Linked DNA regions of Homo sapiens: region 1 is linked to region 2. Evidence: chromatin loops called from intact Hi-C (ENCODE). Cell type or tissue: GM12878. All regions are shown on one strand. Each heading gives the region's core, and the rest is flanking DNA. Links, peaks and the distances in the headings are about the cores only.

Evidence for each region. Hi-C counts contacts between places; a loop is a spot of excess contacts. Peaks named below come from ENCODE experiments on the same cell type or tissue, not always from the same donor. Only the 100,000 strongest peaks of a DNase experiment are listed, where the experiment ranks them.
Region 1: it touches region 2 in a loop (4-fold over the local background); 11 of 110 quality-filtered maps call a loop at or near these places.

The regions. Positions count from the first base shown.
Region 1 is chr9:124,418,335-124,424,093 of GRCh38, forward strand. No RefSeq gene overlaps it. Among named protein-coding and RNA genes, the nearest start is that of PSMB7, 5.8 kb to the left of the region's middle. In GM12878, for the core only: a CTCF peak has its summit at 1,389 (motif pointing right); a DNase peak (open chromatin) is centred at 1,327.
Region 2 is chr9:124,760,213-124,768,243 of GRCh38, forward strand. The region is part of intron 1 of NR6A1 (nuclear receptor subfamily 6 group A member 1); the gene reads right to left. It overlaps LOC124900274 (a long non-coding RNA gene), which reads right to left. Exons shown (of 2, transcript XR_007061773.1): 1 at 1-8,031. Among named protein-coding and RNA genes, the nearest start is that of NR6A1, 7.1 kb to the right of the region's middle. RefSeq lists enhancers at 314-869, 870-1,424. In GM12878, for the core only: a CTCF peak has its summit at 4,791; no DNase peak of the experiment used is centred there; H3K27ac peaks cover 1,169 bases.

The sequences.
Region 1 (5,759 bases), core at 206-2,705, 350 kb before region 2:
CAGGTGGATCACTTGAGATCAGGCGTTCAAGACCAGCCTAGCCAACATGGTGAAACCACGTCTCTACTAAAAATACAAAAATTAGCTGGGCATTGTGGTGGGCGCCTGTAATCCCAGCTACTCAAGAGGCTGAGGCAGGGGAATCACTCGAACCTGGGAGGAGGAGGTTGCAGTGAGCCAAAATCATGCCACTGCACTCCAACCTGGGCAACAGAGAAAGACTCTGTCTAAAAAAAAAAAAAAAAATTGGCAATTTGGAGACAGACATGCACACAGGGAGAACCCCATATGAAGATGAAGGTAGACACTGGAGTGATGATCCTATGGGCCAAGGAATGCCAAAAGTTGCCATCAAACCACCAGAAGCTAGGCGCCAGGTCTGGAACAGTCTGCCTCACGGCTCTCAGAAGAAGCAACTTTGCAGACACCTTGCTTTGGACTTGCACCCTCCAGAATGGTGAGACAATAAATTTCTGGTGTTTCAGCCACCCAGATTGTGGTACTTTGTTATAACAGAGCTAGGAAACTCAGACACCTCCTGAGCTCACAGTCCAGGGGAGGAGAGGAAGTCTCAGAAAAGAAAGACTCCCAGCGCTGTGTGCCAACTGCCAGGCGGGGGAAGCATGGGAATGCGAGTGGGGGGCACACACTCTAGGGAAGCCTAGAGGCTCAGACGGTGTGGAGCCCATCGGGACGACAAGGCAAGAGGGTCAGGCACGTGGGCGAAGGCTTGAGATGTGCCAAAAACAAAACCAAACCGAAAACCCTGGACATGGTTTTTAGGAAACAGTCGTGAGGCTTCTGCAGTGGTACCTGCAGCCTCCGGGGGGTGGTGGTGGGTGCCTGAGTCCCGCCGTAGGGTCTCAGTGGGAGCTAGGAAGCCAGGGCCCAGCCAGGCGTGGTGGCTCATGCCTGTAATCCCAGCACTTTGGGAGGCCCAGGCAGGCAGATCACTCGAGGTCAGGTGTTCAAGACTAGCGTGGCCAGCATGGTGAAACCCCGTCTCTACTAAAAATACAAAAGTTAGCTGGGTGTGGTGGCGCCCGCTTGTAATCTCAGCTACTTGGGAGGCTGAGGTGGGAGGATTGCTTGAACCTGGGAGGCGGAGGTTGCAGTGAGCTGAGATCACACCACTGCACTCCAGCCTGGGCAACAAAGCCAGAGTCTGTTTCAAAAAAAAAAAAAAAGAGAAGCCAGGGCCCCGGGCACAGCACAGAGAGCTAGGAAAGCCGTTGTAGAAATGATCTGTGACCTCGATTTGCTTGAGGGAACTTTCTCTTCCTACCTGGGTTTCTTTGGTATCTTTGATTTTTCACACCCAGACTGGGCTGAGGAGGGGACATTGTTTCCTCTTACAGCCTCTGGAGGTGGCCCCGCAGAGGCACTCAGAGCCCAGCAGAGGGCGACCAAGAGCCTCCAGGCGGCCTGGACATAAAGCAAGGGAGTCAGCCGGGCGGGGATGGGGGCAGCCGGGCAGGGATGGGGGCAGCCTCTGCACCTCCAGGCATGTGGAGGGCAACCCTAGATCCCTAGCACTCAGAGATCCCCACTCGGCCTCCCTGCCCAGCATGGCTGCTGCCCCCTGGGACTGCAGCCCAGCCCAGCTGGCCCTCCCCTGGGCCTGGACACAGTCCCACTTCATCCCTGGCAGTGCTACCAACCCCAACTCACCAGTGAAGCCACCACTTCTGCTGTGGATTTGGCTGGGTGACCTCAGGAGAGCCATCAGGCTCTCTGTGCCTCAGTTCCCAAATAACACAGTAACAACCAACAGTCCCTGAGAGCACTCAACATCCTGGGCTTGGACCCAGCCATTCTGTGTGCAGGATCTCATGATCACCCTGGACACCTAGAATGTGCCAGGCAGTAGGAAAGCACAATCAAGAGACAGACACAGAGCCTGTCCTCAGGGAGCTGGCAGTCCCCAGGGACCAGGCATCATGGCCCCACTTTATAGATGAGGCAACCAAGGCCCGGAGAGGTGAAGTCACTAGCTCAAGGTCATACCGCTGATATGACTTGAGAGTCAAACCACACCCCTCCCAGCCACAGACCACACACAGCACCACTTCCCCCACCCCTGACAATAAGGGCCCAACTGGAACCCGAGTTCCAACCGGAACCCAAGTTCCCTCGTATTCTGCCAGCACACAGGTGGGGTTTCCTCCTCCAGGACTCAGGCCAGCTCAGCTACTTGCCAGCTGCAGGACCTTAGGCTGGTGTCTTGACCTCTCCGAAGTTCAGTTTCCTCATCTGTAAAATGACAGACTGTTGCAGTGCTTATCCTGCCCCACACGCATCGAATAAGAACACGCATCGTAAACTATACAACACTTCATGTATTCATTATTTATTAAACCCTTCCTTGGTGCCAAGCTTGGTGCCAACCCTGTGCTAGATGACAGCCTTGGGGGCATTGGTCTGGCGTCTAGGCCTCCAGTTCACTGTGCTAAGTGCCCTAAAGGACACGAGCCAGAGCACAGCCAGGGAAAGAGCTTCCAAGTCTGCCTGAGGCTGCAGGTGGGCACCCAGAGGACAAGAGTTAGCATCAAGACCAGGGGACGAGGGTGCATCTCATGCTGCCGAGAGCTCAGCTGTGCGTGGCCCTGGCATCACCCTGGATTTTCCAAGAGCCCAATAAGCAGCACCCCCCACCCCACCCACCCTGCAGGCTGCCCAGGAACCCAGCATGGGACAGGCCCTCAAAGGCCCACCTGCATCCTCTGTCACGGTAAACACATCTGAGGGTGCACCCTTCAAGGAGACTTGGCCATCTTCCTCTTGCAGGGAAAGCAGCCCATGATGCTCCTGGTTGCTATGGCAACTGGGCCCTTGTTTTTCCTTCTTCATAAATAAGCTATAAATAGACAGGGCAGACCTGGGCGCCTTCCTTTGCATAAATTACAGCAGCTGCTCCAGGCTCCAGGGCCCCTGGCACAGCACCCAGGTGCCAAGCCTCGCTGCATGGGCCACAGAAACACAGCTCCCATGGGAGGGGCGCAGCACGGCACAGGGCAGCATCTCAAAGTGTGGATTCCTACCACCCATCCAGACTCTATTGGGGTGCTGAGCAGATTTTGGGGCCCACCTGAGACCTCCAGAATCCCCACCACTGTGAGCAAGGCCTGGGACGGCTGGGCCCTGAGTTTGCCAACTCCAGCTGCTGGAGAGCAGGAGGGGGCATCCCTCCCTTCTTCGTATCCAGGGGCTGTTCAAGTCACAGTGAAATCATGAGAATACTCCGCACTTCCTCAGTGGGTTCCAACAACCAAACACTCTCCCCACCTGGTTTAATCATCATGTTTAACATCTATTTACTGAATCCTTTCTCTATGCCAGGTGCTACGGTAATCACCTTCCATGCCACAACCCAATTCATTCATCAAAACACCATCTGAGGTTTCCAGCTTACAGGTAGGGGACTCTCCACTTGGAGACAGGAGTTGTAACACAAGGTCACGCAGTTGGTCAGCAAGAGAACTGGAATTTGAACCCAAGCCTGTCCTGGTTAAAGCTCATGTTCTTAATCCCAGCCTCTCCTTTTAGCATACCTGATTCTCTTAATAATTTCCGAGGGAGGGAACAGCAGGTGGGATCCTTTAAGGGGGAAGGAACAGAAAAAGGAGCTGAGACTCAGAAGGACCAGGGCCCGACCCACAGCTTCACAGGGAGGACAGTCAAGGCTGAGACTTGGGTCTGTGGAAGGCAGGCTGCAGAGAGTGGAATTACTTTCCCTAAAGAGGGGAAGATTCGGGGAGACACAATTGCCTGGAGGGCCTGGGCAGACTTCTTGGAGGAAGTGAAGCTGTAACAGAGTCTTGGAGAATGGCAGTGGAGAGAAGGAAAAAAGCATTCGAGACAGAGAGAGCAGATAAAGCATTCAAGAAAAAAGCATTCAAGACAGAGAGAGCAGATAAAGCATTCAAGAAAAAAGCATTCAAGACAGAGAGATAAAGGCTCGGAGGTGTGGTAGCGCCATCCGGCTGGCAGGATAGCAGGCAGATCAGTCCGGTTATGGGCCAGGGGCAATGTGGCCAGCTGGCCAGGCCCCAGTTAAGAAGGGCCTTGTAGAGGCCAGGCGTGGTGGCTCATGCCTGTAATCCCAGCACTTTGGGAAGCTGAGGCGGGCAGATCACCTGAGGTCAGGAGTTCAAGACCAGCCTGGCTAACATGGTGAAACCCTGTCTCTACGAAAAATACCAAAAAAATTAGCCGGGCTTGGTGGTGCACATCTGTAATCTCAGCTACTTGGGAGGCTCAGGCATGAGAATCACTTGAACCCAGGAAGTGGAGGTTGCAGTGAGCCAAGATTTCACCACTGCACTCCAGTCTGGGCGACCGAGTGACACTGTCTCAAAACAAAAAGAAGAAAATCCTTGCAGGCTGGCTCAGAAGCCTGGGCCTATCGCAAGGACATTGGGAAGCCATCAGTTTTTTTTTTTTTTTTGAGATGGAGTCTTGCTCTGTCACCCAGGCTGAAGTGCAGTAGTGGGATCTCTGCTCACTGCAGCCTCCGCCTCCAGGGTTCAAGCAACCCTCCTGCCTCAGCCTCCCAAGTAGCCAGGATTATAGGTGTGCACCACCACACCCAGCTGATTTTTGTATTTTTATAGAGATGGGGTTTCACCATGTTGGCCAGGCTGGCCTTGAACTCCTGACCTCAAGCGATCCACCCACCTTGGCCTCCCAAAGTGCTGGGATTAGAGGCGTGAGCCACCACCCCAGCCTCCATGGAATGCTTTTGAGCAGAGAATCAACATGACCTCTAGAGAAAACGGGTTTCCTGCTTGACGTGGGGGTTTGAACAGGGCTCATCACCCGGGACAAGGTATTCTGAAGGCTGCTGAACCACGGGTGCTTTCTCCATCAAATCTTGCAGGATCCATCTCTGAATGTGTCTCCCGGACCCAGACACATCCAGCCCCATTATCTTCTCCATGCTTCAGACCTGCCTCGCCCTAGGTAAATGCTGCTCCATTCATTCACTCATTCATTCACTCCTTCAGATGTTCCTTACATAAACTCCAATCCTGTGTCTGGTACCATGCGACGCACAAGAAAACAAAGACTCTGCCCTCAAGAGAAATGGATACAGAAATAAATAAGCAAGTAAAAGGATCAGAAGGTTCTGATAGAGACTGTGTGGATTACAGAGATTCCAAGGAGAGAAAAAGTCAACTCCCCCAGGGGAGGAACAGCAGCAGCAAATGCTCTGAGGAAAACAGGAGACTGTAAACAGGACGCAGAAGAGGAGCAGGGGTTGGCTAGCTGGGGTTGCAGCGAGAAGAGAGTGGGCAATTCCAGAAGGAGGGGACAGTGTGAGCAGATCCGTGGAGGCGGGAAACAGCTGGGCTTGTTGGAGAACAGAAGATGAGAGGAGTAAGAGGGCGTGGGCAGCTGGAAACCGGGCATCCCAGAGTAGGAGGCAGGGGACAGAGGCTGACACATCACAGTGTGTGAAAACCACTCCGGCAGCCCGTGGGAGGACGGATGGACAGGGAGAGAATGAAAGTGGGAGAGCAGGGGCGGTGGGGGTGCTCCGGCCACAGATCAGGGAGGAGAGGAAGGTAGCCTGAAGTAGGGTGGTGACAGTGAGAACAGCGAGAGGGAACAGTCACTGGAGATATGACAGAGGCCAGATAGACAGCACATGGTTGAAGTTTGGATGTTGAGGAGAGGTAAAAGGAGGAGTCGACGTTGTTCTCCGGGTTATCTGACTTTGGTAGCAGGAAGGTCCACGTGGGTGCCTTGGGGACACG
Region 2 (8,031 bases), core at 3,361-5,860:
GAAGCAGGAGAATCACTTAAACCAGGGAGGCGGAGGCTGCAGTGAGCCAAGATCTCGCCACTGCACTCCAGCCTGGGAGACAGAGTGAGACTCCAACTAAAAAAAAATAAATAAATAAAAATAAAAATAAAATAAAAGCCAGCATGAGAGAAAAGAAAAAAGTCACTTGCAATTCTAAGAGTGGGTCTTTTTGGCTCTCTAATCAATAAAAGTTGAATTCTGGGCCTCTCCAACATAGATAAATGCCCCAGATTCTCAGGTTTTTGCTTTTAGGCAGATACTATGCTTGGCAATTTACAGACCTTGTCTCTAATCCTTATAACCCTACAGTCAATTTCAGAAATGTCAGAGTATATTGGAGAAGAGGGGATGTTAAATCTATGAAACAAATTATTAATGCTGTTACTAGCTGCGAAATCTGGAGGTTTAAACTCTGTGGGTCTCAGTTTTCTCCTGTAAGATGGGGATAACAGAACACCTACCTCAGAGTTAAGACGATAAATATACATAAGGTGTTTAGATTATAAACACTATGTAAATGTTAGCTATTAATGTTAAATGAGAACACTAAAGTTCAGAGAAGTCAAGTGACAAAGTCGCATAGCTGTGATCTTTGTTAGGCCACACTCCAGAGTCCCTGCTCTTTGCCTCACACCATCTAACCAAAATCCTTCCTCCCTGGATGGGACTACTATTGCCATTTCCAAAAAACAAAGCCCTCTAAATGCATGTCAATGGGGGGCTTCCCCCAGGTGGTTTATTATCCTGCTAAAAAGGCATCTTGGGGGAAGGATTCCAAGAATAGAGAGAGGAAGTCTCCTGACAGGTTAGACTTCAAGGGTACAGAAAGAATATGGAAGAAAAAAGCCAAATCTGTCTCAGTTATTAGGTTTCGTAATTAAAGCAATTTAACTCAACTGAAGAATGCAATTGAAGATTTCACATGAATCTTCAAATCCAAACATTAAGAAATAAAAGAAAGGCTTGTATTTTCTTATAACTAAGCTGCAATCCCCACAAAACACAAAAATGTTTTCAAAGGTACATTACATGAAACTCCAAGAATATCAAGATAATTAGAGCTCTTAGGAAGGAAGCCCAAATAATTATCTCACTGATCTTTCAACACCTATCCAAGCTTCACCTTGAGTTCTGATGCGGTAACTCCTTATTTGTTATTCACATTGTTATGTGACATTTCTTCAGCCAGCAAGCCCACTACAGGATGAGTTCTACCTAGTAACTACCCTAAGGAGTAAATTTCTAACTCTTTAACAACACAGTAATTGACTTACACTAAAATGTTACTCACACTAGGAAAGGATATTCTTCGACCAGAGGAAGAGATGCCTCTCCTATACAGACTTTATTACCATCTCAGTGAAAACCAGGTTAAAAGCAAACCAATTTACAAAACTGCATTACCGAAATCACAACTCTAAGACTCAGTGAAGCCAAACATGTCTAAGGAAAGCAAATAAGCAAACTATTCTTGATGGAAGTTTTAAAAAGCACGATAGGATCTTTATCTCTTATAAATTGTTCATTATTCTATAGCAATGACTCTTAAGAAATTCTGTTGTCAGATTTATTTCCACAAATGTAAGTCTACCCTTGGTGAGGCAACTGGTTCTCTTGAAAAACTGCTGCCACAAGACAATTATCAGTTAAGCAACAGGTTTCATGTAGCAGGTAACAAAAGCTTTATCAGAGAACTCAGTGAGAGTGCACTACCACACATTTCATGTATTCCCAAGCAAAGAAAACTTAAAATGATATGAACTCATTTTCAATAAAAGTAGCTCAATTATCGAGGGAAGTAAGAAAACTCCAAAGTAAAAAAAGTACTACTAATGGTATCTGGTGAAGTCACCATCTTCTTTACACATTTCGTTAGTTCATTTAGACCTGGAGTTCTCATATATTTATGCCTGAGTGTTCTTCAGGATCCCTTTTACACTCTTAAAAATTATGAAGGACCCTAAAGGGTTGATATTTATGTGGCTTTGTCTATTGATATTTATCATACTGGAAAATAAACCTATGAAAAATTTAAAATATTTGATAATCCATTTAAATTTAATAAATTCACGTTAGTACAAATAACATTTTTATGAAAAATAAAATTGTCCAATAAAACATAAAAATTAGAAGAGTGGCATTGTTTTACATTTTGCTAATCTCCTTAATATCTGGCTTAATCCTAGCAGCTAGATCTCCTATCTGTTTACCCATTCAGTATATTGTGATTTTTTGTTGTTGTTGAAGCACAGGCAGAAAATCTGGCCCCACAGATTTATAATCGGAAAAGGAAGAAGTATTTGCTTTTTAAAGTAATTGTGGATAGTCTTCTTTGATACTACACCAAAACTCAATTAAGTGGTACTTTCTTAAAGGTTAGTTCAGTGTGAGTTTAAAACCATATCAATGAACTATGTGTAATCCGTTACATTAAAATCCATTGATCAATCTGGCATTTTGAACAGATCTCTTAGCTGTGTAGGATCCTGTAATATCACACATAGATCTTTTGGAAAATACTGAATTACTGAGATATTCAGATTTTCAAAATGTTGACACATTTCATAACATCGAAAATCATATTTATTTCATCATCCATCTCATCAGAAGACATTAATCATTGGGAAGCTGTCAAGCTCTTAGTGGCAAGTACAAGTTTTCCAAAACTAATTGTTGCTTGAAAGCTCAAATTTTATTTACTGGCAACCAATACTGTCAGTTTTCCTTGATATGACAGACTCACTGTTCGTTTAAGAAAAAAATAGTCTGCCAAATGCCCAAGGCTGAATCAAGTATAGTTTAATTATTTCAAGTATTCCATGAACAAAAGTAGCTGGCTCAGATCACAACATAATCACACAAGCACTTTGTCTTAAAACAACCATTTTAGTTTGCACCAGAAGTGCTTGGCATGTACTTTTCCATTTTGTCACACAGAATATCAAAAGTACATGTACTCAAGGGTCAAGATTTAATCATCATTTTTACTGCTTCATCAAGGATGACATTAAGTGGAAAAGTCTTTTTGAAAAATACAAGTGCATGGAAGTGAAGAATATAATGACTACTAATACAGTTTGTGCCTTGATTTCTGGTAAGGGACCAACAGTTTTTACTCACTATTGTTTCTGCAAAATCAGTGTAAATGTCAATACAGTAAAAAAGGCAAATGATGTCTTAGCATTACGATTAAAATATATTTAAGAACATCCTGAAAGGGTCTCAAGGACCCCCAGAGGTTTGCAGACCACACTTTGAAAATCACTGGTTTGGATGCAACCATAAATAAATTTAAGGACTCAATAAATGGGAAGAGATTAAGTTTGAAACAAACAATAGTAATGAATGGTCAAAGAATGACAGAAAATACAATTGAGTACTACTTCATTATTTGTTTATAAATTTTAAAAAGCAAGGGATGAGGAAGGGGGATAAAGTACATAAGGCTACACAGAAGTGTTCTGTCTTCTAGCTTTTCTTTCGTGACAGAAAGACTAAATTAGATAAACTGGAATTAGCCATAATAAAAAGAACATTGCATCTGATCCAGTGGAGCATAAGGAATTAAAAGACTGAATTTTTAATTCTTCCAAGGTGATACAGCTTCATACAGCTTCATGATTGAAATGGGGACTTGAATTAATAAAACTAGTTTTAAAAATGAAAACTGCCAGGCGCGGTGGCTCATGTCTGTAATCCCAGTACTTTGGGAGACTGAGGCACGTGGATCACTTGAGGTCAGGAGTTCGAAACCAGCCTGGCCAACATGGTGAAACCCTGTCTCTACTAAAAACACAAAAATTAGCTGGGCATGGTGGTGGATGCCTGTAATCCCAGCTACTCAGGAGGCTGAGGCAGGAGAATCGCTTGAACCCAGGAAGCTGAGGTTGCAGTGAGCAGAGATCGCACCGCTGCACTCCAGCCTGGGCAACAGAGTGAGACTCCATCACAAAAAAAAAAAAAAGAAAAGAAAAAACTATCTGGTTAAGCTATTCCCTTCACTGATTCAGTCTATGCTTCATTTTGCGGTAGATTTGTTACTAAAATGTTTCCTGAGCTCTAAACTATGGGATTACACCTGAAGGAAACATCATAGATAAAATATCACAGGAAATCTAATCAATCATCTCTTTTTTTCATCAGTGTTTTAGAAGAAAATAGAGAATACAGAAATTTGGGCATTACAATGATGGGTTGGAAGAGCAAGCAGAACCCACTCTTAGACCTCCAAAATGCTCTTATACACAGATCTAAAAATCCATGATTCTATGAAATGTAAGGAGGAACTGGAAATAAAAAGCTGGGAAGATTATCCATCTTTTTCACATGAAGAATTTAGTTGTGCATTTCTCTCTCAAAATATGAATCTTGAGTATATTTTTAATGAGTTATAAATTGTTTACAATGCAAATAGTTGTTCAAGCAAATATCTGTTAGATACATTCTCTGCTAATAATACCACTACAATTCCAATGTGCTATAGCTATTACTCTAACAACTCCCTTAATCACTATTACCAAATTTTTAAAATAATTTCTCACTTGGGCAGTGAGTGCAAAGTCACTATTCTGGGTCAAACCACCCACAGAGTATATCTTCAAATCAAATGCCTGGATTTGTTTCCCTGAATACATTACATGTTGCTGCCCAGGGAATTGGTTTTAGAAACATTACACCTGCCAGCTGACTTATCAGCAGGGCCCATAGAACTGACACCAACTTAAAGGCAAGAATCAGTCCAGAAACAGAAAAATATACTGCTACTGCCATCTGTGGTTTATGCTTGAATAGCTTCTCTGGTGTAAACAAATTGAAGGGTGTAGAGTTTACAATTAGAATCCAAAGGCCTCATCATTTAAAGACACTTTTTTAAAGTTAATTCTTAATGTAACGAATTGTATGGTTTATTTAGTATAAGACGTAAGAATCCGTGATTCTGTATTTGAGATTATATAATGCTGATGGAGAAACCACAAACTACCCTGAATGAAAACTACTCCATTGCATAACTTTATTTGTCCCAAACACACACTCCTTAAAGAAACTCAGAACACTTGAAGCCCTCCTGTGAATTTATAATTAGAATCATTTCTCTTTTGAAATCGTGACTGTCAATATTAAAACAGCCCCCGAAATTTTTAAAGCAAAAAAATTTTAGGAAATCCAGGAATTTTCTATTTAGACGTAAGAATTTGGCCAGTTTGCTTCTGTCAAGATAAAAATTTGGGAGTTCAATTATTCCTATAATTTTTTTAAGAACAAAAATTCCAAAATGCAAATGAAGTTTCAAAGTAGGCTATTTTCACAACGTATTTTCTCTCAGTTTGCTTTCTCAAATGACAACCACTGTAGCTTGGGGATCAAAAGATTTGGTGCAGCTGGGGGTGGGGAAAAAAGCAATTCAGCTCCCCAGCAGCCGGCTGAGGAAATCCTGGTCCGCTCCCAAACTAAATCACTGTTAATTAGAATTACCGGGTTACACTAGTAAAGTCTTATTTAAATAACTGTAACCACTGAAAAAACTCTGGGTTTTTTTGAGAAGCTTTTCTACAAAGGCTGCTGTTTAATAGCAGGTAACAAAGAATGAAGAACGAAATACCGTAGGAAATGTTTTATTCTTTCAAATGATGCTCTCCTCTTTTTCCTGTGGCTATTTCTCCGCCATACTGAAAAACAGGTTAGACATCTCACAGTGGTTTTCTTCTGATTTTCTATTACTTACTAAGGGTGTTACAGTCTAACACCCTTGTCTTTTTCTTAAAGACAAGCCATGTTGGAAAACAATCAATGAACAAAAGACTGGGCTGGATTCTAGAAATACTGTATATCAAAGTTACATCTAGAGACGTTTTTTAAATTTAAGCTCAGCTGAATCTGAAACTTAAGCTCTAAAAAGCTCAATACCCAAGAAAGAATTACCTGCTCAGTACCAAACCACTTTCTTGCTCATTTTTAATAATTCTGGTATTTCTGAACCCTAGTTATCGAAGGCATCCATAAACCCTTAAGAAATTACCTGAGCCAGGAAAAAACTTTAATTAAAAAGTTAAGGTTGATCTTAATGCAGAAGTGTGAAAAACATTTTCCTTCACAACTTAATTGGTTTTGGAAATGCTCTCAAAGTATTACAAAGAGTTGGGTATATCAGATCACTACTTATGTGGGCAGATTAGATAGCTACCTTCTGTTAAAAACTGTTTCAAGCACATTTATTCTTTATTGAAATACAAGCGTGTTTATCTGTTGATTCAGAACTTTGATTTTTCTAATTCTGACCTTTTTCCCACATGACTAGAATCTGTTTTTACACATGAAATAAGGCACTTTTACTGTCCTACTTAAAAAAAACAGACTGACCCAACAATGTAAAATTTACTCTAAAACACATCTTCTCAAGTGTCACTTTCAACTTAATTATTATGCATGGAAAAATACTGAACAGAAAAGTGTCATTAATTTGGCTATAAATCAAAAATAAACTTAAGAAGCAAAGATTATGACCAGCCCCAAAGATCTCGATGAATTTGCTGACAATGAAGTCTCCTAATGTGGGAGAATCTATCCTGGCTTTATGCAATTCTTAAGCTAGAAGTTGCCATCTGAACACAATTCATTAACAAACCAATTTTTCAACATAACCAATAAATAATATCTACCCAATTATAAAAATGAAGTGGTAAATCTTCCCACTAACACAAATGAAACACAGCTCCAAGCTCCAAAACATGCAAGCATCATTAGCAATTTAAAGCCAACTTGCACAACAAACACTAGGGGTGGTATAAGAAACTTCCTCTACCAATGTTACAGCAACAGTTGGCATTTCTACCTACCATCCTCTACTATTCTAAAATGTGGTATTTTAATCTAAACTCTATTTTCCACCTTTGCCCCAAAACCCTAGGAAAAAAGTAGGGAATGAGAAACCAGAAAATTCTAAATAAAATATGGAAATGCATGATTTGGACATATTTTTGGAAATTTACCAGCAGTTATTTTTTTCATTAGCTCCCCATCCAACTCCCTTTCATGTACTAACACATGTGCCTTGCATACACCTTTTTGCTACGGAAGTCAGAATGAATTATAGATTAGGAATCATGTCATCATATTTTGGTTACATGAATCAGAACTGCTGAATGATTTGGTGGCTTGTACACTGGAGACTGTAAATGTGGTCATCTCCCACCTCAGCTATGCAAAATCACCAGTGAATTTGCTCACTGTCGCCTTTCTTCTACCCTAGCCGTCTTTGGAGGTCACAGAAGCTACAAAAAAAGAAAAAAAAAAAAAAAAGAAAAACCTGCGTGCTGTATGTACTAAGAAACAACAGTACTACAGCATGTTTTTGGTTTTGTTTTTTTCTAATGGGAGTAGGAAAAAATTCTGGGGCAACTCAGAATTAACTTAATTTTTTAAATCACAGAACTGAAAAGTTAAATCATCATGGGAAATATTTGCCAATTTATTTTCCAGCATAAACATTTGGACGGCATGGTTATAGCAGAAGAAAAAGGCACCGTGCTATTCAGTGAACTTCTCCCCATTTCCTCTAAAGTGTAATTACATAAAATATGCTTTTAATTACTTATAATGGCTTATAACCTTCCTTTGCCTTCCTTTGCTTTAAATATTTAAAAGTATATTCCCTCATTCTCTTAAAATGAACAAATGCAATATTCAGCATACACTTCCTCAAATCATTCATCTTCCTTTGAAATCCCAAAAGGGAGCAGTCCTCTATTACAACTAAATGAGTTCATGTTTGTTATGAAAACCTACAAGCAACAACTGAAAATAGCGCAGTCAGCACAGGGAATTCCTGGAAGGATGATGGTGCATCAAAAGGCTAGAAAGAAACTCTGTTCTGACAGAATAAAAACCATTCAAAGGACTGTAAATTCAGCATCAATGGTGTTTCCGGTAGGAAAACATTTCTAAAATGCCACCTCCAGTTTATTTCTTCATGACAGAGACCAAAAGACCCCCTATCTGTATAGTTGTCTCTTG